Regions from separate parts of the Homo sapiens genome. Here region 1 is linked to region 2. A link is a loop called in an ENCODE intact Hi-C map of the cell type or tissue named here. Cell type or tissue: HCT116. All regions are shown on one strand. Links, peaks and the distances in the headings refer to the core of each region. The heading gives the core; the rest is flanking DNA. Region 1 has its middle 32 kb from the start of HABP2. Region 2 overlaps TCF7L2 (transcription factor 7 like 2).

The links. A loop is a pair of places that touch in the nucleus more often than their neighbours do. Peaks named below come from ENCODE experiments on the same cell type or tissue, not always from the same donor. Only the 100,000 strongest peaks of a DNase experiment are listed, where the experiment ranks them.
Region 1: it touches region 2 in a loop (2.0-fold over the local background); 5 of 110 quality-filtered maps call a loop at or near these places.

Annotation. Positions count from the first base shown.
Region 1 is chr10:113,520,023-113,522,937 of GRCh38, reverse strand. No RefSeq gene overlaps it. Among named protein-coding and RNA genes, the nearest start is that of HABP2, 32 kb to the left of the region's middle. In HCT116, for the core only: a CTCF peak has its summit at 1,537 (motif pointing right); DNase peaks (open chromatin) are centred at 277 and 1,557.
Region 2 is chr10:113,138,303-113,141,217 of GRCh38, reverse strand. It overlaps TCF7L2 (transcription factor 7 like 2), which reads right to left. Exons shown (of 15, transcript NM_001367943.1): 6 at 1-34. Among named protein-coding and RNA genes, the nearest start is that of SNORA87, 94 kb to the right of the region's middle. In HCT116, for the core only: a CTCF peak has its summit at 1,336; no DNase peak of the experiment used is centred there; H3K27ac peaks cover 811 bases.

The sequences.
Region 1 (2,915 bases), core at 143-2,642, 380 kb before region 2:
CCTGTCTTTAATTTCCTTCCTTTTCCTATCAGATCTCTCACTCATAATTCAACTTCCTTTACTGCCTCCAGCTAAAATGCTCTCCTCCTTCCTCTATACATCTTTAATCTACCCATGTGCCAAGAGCTGGAAAGGTAAATTAGATTGTATGCCATTTTCCCATTCTGCTTAACTGTTATAACTGCCTGGAGCTGTATTATGAGAATAATTCTGAAATTATATTCATGATCTATGTGAAAGAGATCTGTAATCGATTAGTGATGTCTGCCATGCGTAAGGCGGGAAAGAGCGAAGCAAACAGACTCTGGCTAGAGCCAACTGATAGCAGCCTGCCTCCTCCATGCAGCCTGGGACAATGGCAGCCCTATGGATCACCTTGCCCATGACCAATTTATCATATTAATAATAAACACAGGATTGCAATGGGCTCTGAGAAGAAAAATACCTGAGATATCTGCCTTTAAAAAAGCCATGGTGGTGCTGGGCTCGGTGGTTTATGCCTGTAATTCTAGCACTTTGGGAGGCTGAGGCAGGTGGATCGCTTGAGGCCAGGAGTTCAAAACCAGCCTGGTCAACATGGCAAAACCCTGGCTCTACTAAAAATACAAAAATCAGCTGGGCATGATGGCACATGCCTGTAGTCCCAGCTACTTGAGAGGCTGAGACAGGAGAATTGCTTGAACCCAGGAGGTGGAGGCTGTAGTGAGCCGAGATCGCACCACTGCACTCCAGCCTGGGTGACAGAGCAAAACGCTGTCTCAAAACAAAACGAAACAAAACAAAACAAAAAACGAAAAACAAACAAACAAAAAAACAAACCATGTTGAAGAGTCTATTTACCCAGGTTTTTATCACATCTCACCCGGTTCTCTCTCTGCATCAGACAATTAAAAACCTTACTTGTAACAATAATGGCTAGCTTTTATGAGAACTTACTCTGTGCTGGCACCATGCTAAGGCTTGACACATGTCATCTCAGTTAATCATTATAGTTTTGCGAAGGAGGAAGGGGGTACACCTAAAAGGCCATCTTGCAGATGAGGAAACGACATTCAGAGCAACGAAGTGACTCCTTCGAGGTCACCTAGGCAATCAGTGGTGGGGCCAGGATACACATCCAGGGCCATTTGATTCCAAACCTTGGCTACTAGATGAATGGGTATTTTTGTTTATTAGTGTATGGTATTGTTCACTTTTGATGAAGGTGTTAGAAATAGACAGCAAAGTCTCTGAGTGCATAAATTTGTCACACACTTTGTTATATTTTTCCCTTCCACACCCAAGTACCTAACACAGGCCTAAGTCAGAGTTGATGGAGTCTCTAATGCTCTTTTTGCGGCTGCTCAGGCCCTATCAATTGCTGCTTATTATTTATTTTAACATATTTTCAAGGCCCGAGAAGGAGGATCACATTACATACAGTCTATGGGGAACTGGGCTCAAAATGACTCAGGGATCCCAAAAAGATTGTGCTCCAACAGGTAAAAATATCCCCCTGTGGCCTCATTGAAATTGCCAGCTTTTCCAGATGCAGCAGCAACTTTTGGCCACAAGAGGACAGTAAAGACAAGGCTACCAGGACCAAGTCCGACCAGCCTCTCCATCCAGGCTTCACAAGCGAGCAGAGACCTTGGCAGCAATTACTGTTTCTTTTATTATGACCACTGTCATACAATCTTCAGATGAAATGCACTTCAACAGGCTGATGCAAAGATCTAATGACTTCCCTGCAACTTCCAGCATAAACGAAGCTAAAATGGCCATTTATGCATGCATGCATTTGTTCCACCTGCATTTATTGAGCACCTACTGTATTACAAGCACTGTACTATCTAGGGGAGATGATGGGCAAGTACACTGAGAGACCTAGTACAGGTTTCCAAGAGGCATCGGAAGCACCAGAGGAGGCACTGTGCTCTAAGAGAGTCAGGAGGGCATCTCTGAGGAGGTGACATTTGCACAGGGTCTTGGAGAAGGTCTGGGAGCTCACTAAATAGAGATGGCAGGGGCCAGTGCGGGGGCTGGGGCAGGAATCCCAGACAAAGGGAGGAGGGAATGGCAGCCAGAGACATCACTGGAGCGGATATGAATCTTTGTACTGCTTGCTGTGGGCTGGAATTTGAAATTTGATGGCTATTTTTGGAATGAGATTCCTGAAACGCTCCCCTGTCTTCTTCGGTCAGGTTTATAACCATCCATGGGAGTGGAGCTCTAGGCTCTGACTAAAAGGGAGCAATGGGGACCTCCTTTTCTAGAAAGTTCTTGTGATGATAGCCTTCCTGAGCAGATTTGTGGGAGTTTCCAGCCAGACCATTCAGGATCTTCCTCTGGAGCAAGCCCAAAGGGGCCTGTGCAAGGCTGGGTAGGAACATGAGGGGCCCTCCCAGCCCCCTCCTGCACTGGGCTGGAGGCGGGCTGAGGGCCCAGCTCTGTCTTCAGAAAAGCAGCCACAGTCCCCGAGCAGGTGGGTTTCCAGCCCTGCTTTTTCTCCCTGAGCTCTTTTCCCCAAATGGCCCTTTCCCCTTTTCTGCTGCTTAAGCCTTGCCCAGATTCTATGGCAAACAACAGCTATCCTGCCAGTTGACCTGAGTCACTGGGTATAGGAAGGGGCCAGAGCTCACATGGCCATTCAAATCTAGGCTTTGTCTGCATCTTGGCTCTGTGAACTTGGACTTGACATTTAACCTCTCTGGGTCTCTGTTGGCTTGTGGTGAGGTTGACAGAATACAGAGGTAACTGTCTGTATACTTGGGTCCCAAGTGAGGGCCTAAGTTATGGACTCCAACTTGCATGAGTGTCTTGGGGGCACATTAGGTATGTCGGGGCGCTGGGAGCACCTGGGCAAAGGGCTACAACTTAACCTCCCAAGGACCCCATGGGGGAAGTTGAGTGCCCTCCATCCCTCAGTAGGAAAT
Region 2 (2,915 bases), core at 285-2,784:
GGTGAGGGTGCTGCACCACTGGCACTTTGTTAGACTGTGGGGAGGAGAACAGAGAAAGACACCGTCAAGCCGGTTCCAGCAGCCCAGGGCTTCAGAGCACCGGGCCCGTGGGTTCCCTTGGCCACAGCCTCTCACCTGGATTTTCTAAGATGCACTCAACTCTGCCCATCCCATACTCCCCCCAGTCCATGTGAAAATAATAGATAGTTGTAAGACAGCTCTCTGGGTGGGTCTGCTTTAGTTTTTATTTCCCCACTAAGCCTGGCTTTTAAAATACCTTCTCAACCCCTACCCCATTATGGAGCCCAAGAGTCTGCACTTTTCCCATTAGCAGGTGAGTCAGAAGTGGAGACTTCAATCTCCCATGCCTACTGCGTTTCCACATGTTGTGGGGACCTCCTACCCCAAGGCCCCACCTCCAGGAGGCACGCAGGCTGCACAGGGGACCATCTAGGAAAACCACCACTTACAAGAAACTGGCAGGGCCCAAATCCCACCCAGCCAGCCTCCTTAGCCACCCCCCGACAGCTCCTATCCCCTCCCTGCCCTTAGAAACAGCGGGCATGCTACAATCCTTCACAGACAGCATGGATGCAAAACCCCACTCACGGTTTGGGTGGGAGTGTGAACTTTACCAGAAAGCTCTAAACTGCCTGACAAGCACCTGCATATTTTATGCAGATTACAGCAGCCCTGATTCATTAGGAATTTCATTAGAAAGTCATCCGGGAACGCTAATACATTAACTGGATGATGACGAATTGGGCTAATAAAAGGTATGCATTTTAGAAATGGGCAGTTCTAAAAAACAAAGTACAGGCATTTTTGTGTTTGGGAAGGGTGGGTCAGTGGAGAGAAGCAGAGGGCAGGGTGGGGGGAAGAAAAGCATTTTAAAAATGTTTCTAGTTGCCATGCCCAGGCTTTCCCAAATTATTCTCCTCCTCTTTCCCCCACCTCCCGCTCAGTCCACCCCTCCCCACTCCACTACTCTGTGCTATAACTTAGCCCAGGAAGATCACAAAGAAAAAATTAAGCTGAAACAAGCGAACTACTGGGCCATTTACTGAGAGTAATCCAATTGCAAAAAACCCTATTCCCCATAGAGGATTTTCGCTAAAATCCTACAACAGGGACATTTAACCAGATTAGGTACCAGCGAAGATAAAGAGGCAAGTATTAGATGATGAATGGATTAGAGTCAAGTTTCATTTCAGAACGTGTCTTCATTTCCTTTTATTACTTTTAGGAAGGCACAACTTGCATTAACATCAAGGAAAAGGAATTGCATTAAAAGAAAAGAAGGAAGGTCCTAGTGCTGCCCACTAGTGCCTGTTGAGCTGAGGGATCACTAAGCAGTTAGTTCTCTTTACTATTTCTCTTCTTGTCCTTTTTTTTTTTTTTTTTTTAAATGGGTGAGGAAGGAATGTAATATAAGAACAGCATTTCTTACCACAGGTAATTGAGGGGAAAGTGTCTTTTAAAAAGTGCTTTTAACTTTTTTGTGGTTATGTGTGGAAAGAAAAATAAGGCATTCTCTCTAGATGCCCCAGAAAAAAACTACAGAAAAAGAAGTCAACGTTTCCAACAGCCTGGTTTACCAATTCCTATGTATAACTGGACTCTTGGAGAAAGGGGCTAGCAGGTTGCTTACAGGAGCTTTGTGTTATGTGCTACCAATTTTGCATCAAAGCAAGTAAGCTAAAAGCCACCAAAGCAGATGGAGCTTTGGAAACCAGCAACACTTCCATAAAAGGGGCAGCCATGAAGGGCGGGGCAGGCCATGGCCAGGGTGAAGGGCTGCTGCCCACAGCCAGTGCTGGGCACCTCAAGGACAGGCACTAAGGATTCCTTAAGAGGAAGATTTGCTCAGGACAACTTGAGAAATAAGGAACAAGGAAGCTCCCACTGTGTGCTGAGGTGGAGAAGGAAAAGGGAAAAGGAGAGGAAGGGAGGGAAAGAGACAGACACGGACAAAGTGGAGACTGTTAGGAGGCAGGGCAAATGACTGTTGCTGCCTTCCAGAAGTTTTCTCTTTGGTTGGAAAGATACATACCCGCTGACATGAAAGAAAGCAGACCAGCTCCAGACAGTTTAAAGTGAGTGTGGAAAAACACCAGGGCCAGTGGGGAGAACCACCCATAGCCCAGAGAAGGGAAGATGATTACTAAGGGGTGGAAGGACTGATCAAGTGCCACGGGAGCAGGACCACCATCAGCCAGGAGAAGGATCACATGGGAAGAGAAAGGGCTAGTGGTGGGCATCAGAACCAGCAGCAGTCAGCCCCTAGTCAAGCATCTCCCGGGATGCTTTTCACTCATTCAGATTCCCCAATCCTAGGAAATCTCTCAGTAGGCCCTAATTCATTCACAGTGGGTCTGGGCTCAGGACCCAAGCATCCTGGGCCTGCTTGCTGGGTGTTGTGGGTGGTTCTTGTGTTCCGCCATGAGGACCACACGCACACAGGCAAGCACAGAGGCAAAGAGCCATGGGTTCTGATCATGAATCAAATCCTAGTTCTTAAGGAACCCAGGAAAAGGCTTAGCACAGAACCTAGCACATGATAAGTTTGTTATTTATTATCTATTACAGTGGTTTATTATTAATATTATTTTTATTGTTAGGAAGAAGCTGTCCAGATGACATGATCTGTCTACAGTAAAGAAGCACAAATCCCACAGCCATCTTCTAAGCAGGACTAAGGGGAGATGTGGGGAAAACCCTCTTTCTCTACTTTACAACAAAAGAGGAAGATAGCGTTTGGGCAATAATGGAGTTAACTGAGTGTGAGATTTAAAAATTAAGTCTCCATCTTCTTAGATATACATATGAAGGCGATTCCAACAAAAGGTGGAGCCCTGTGTTCTGGCTACTAACACCTCTCCCAGTATTATTTTGCACACCTGAGCCTAGCCAAC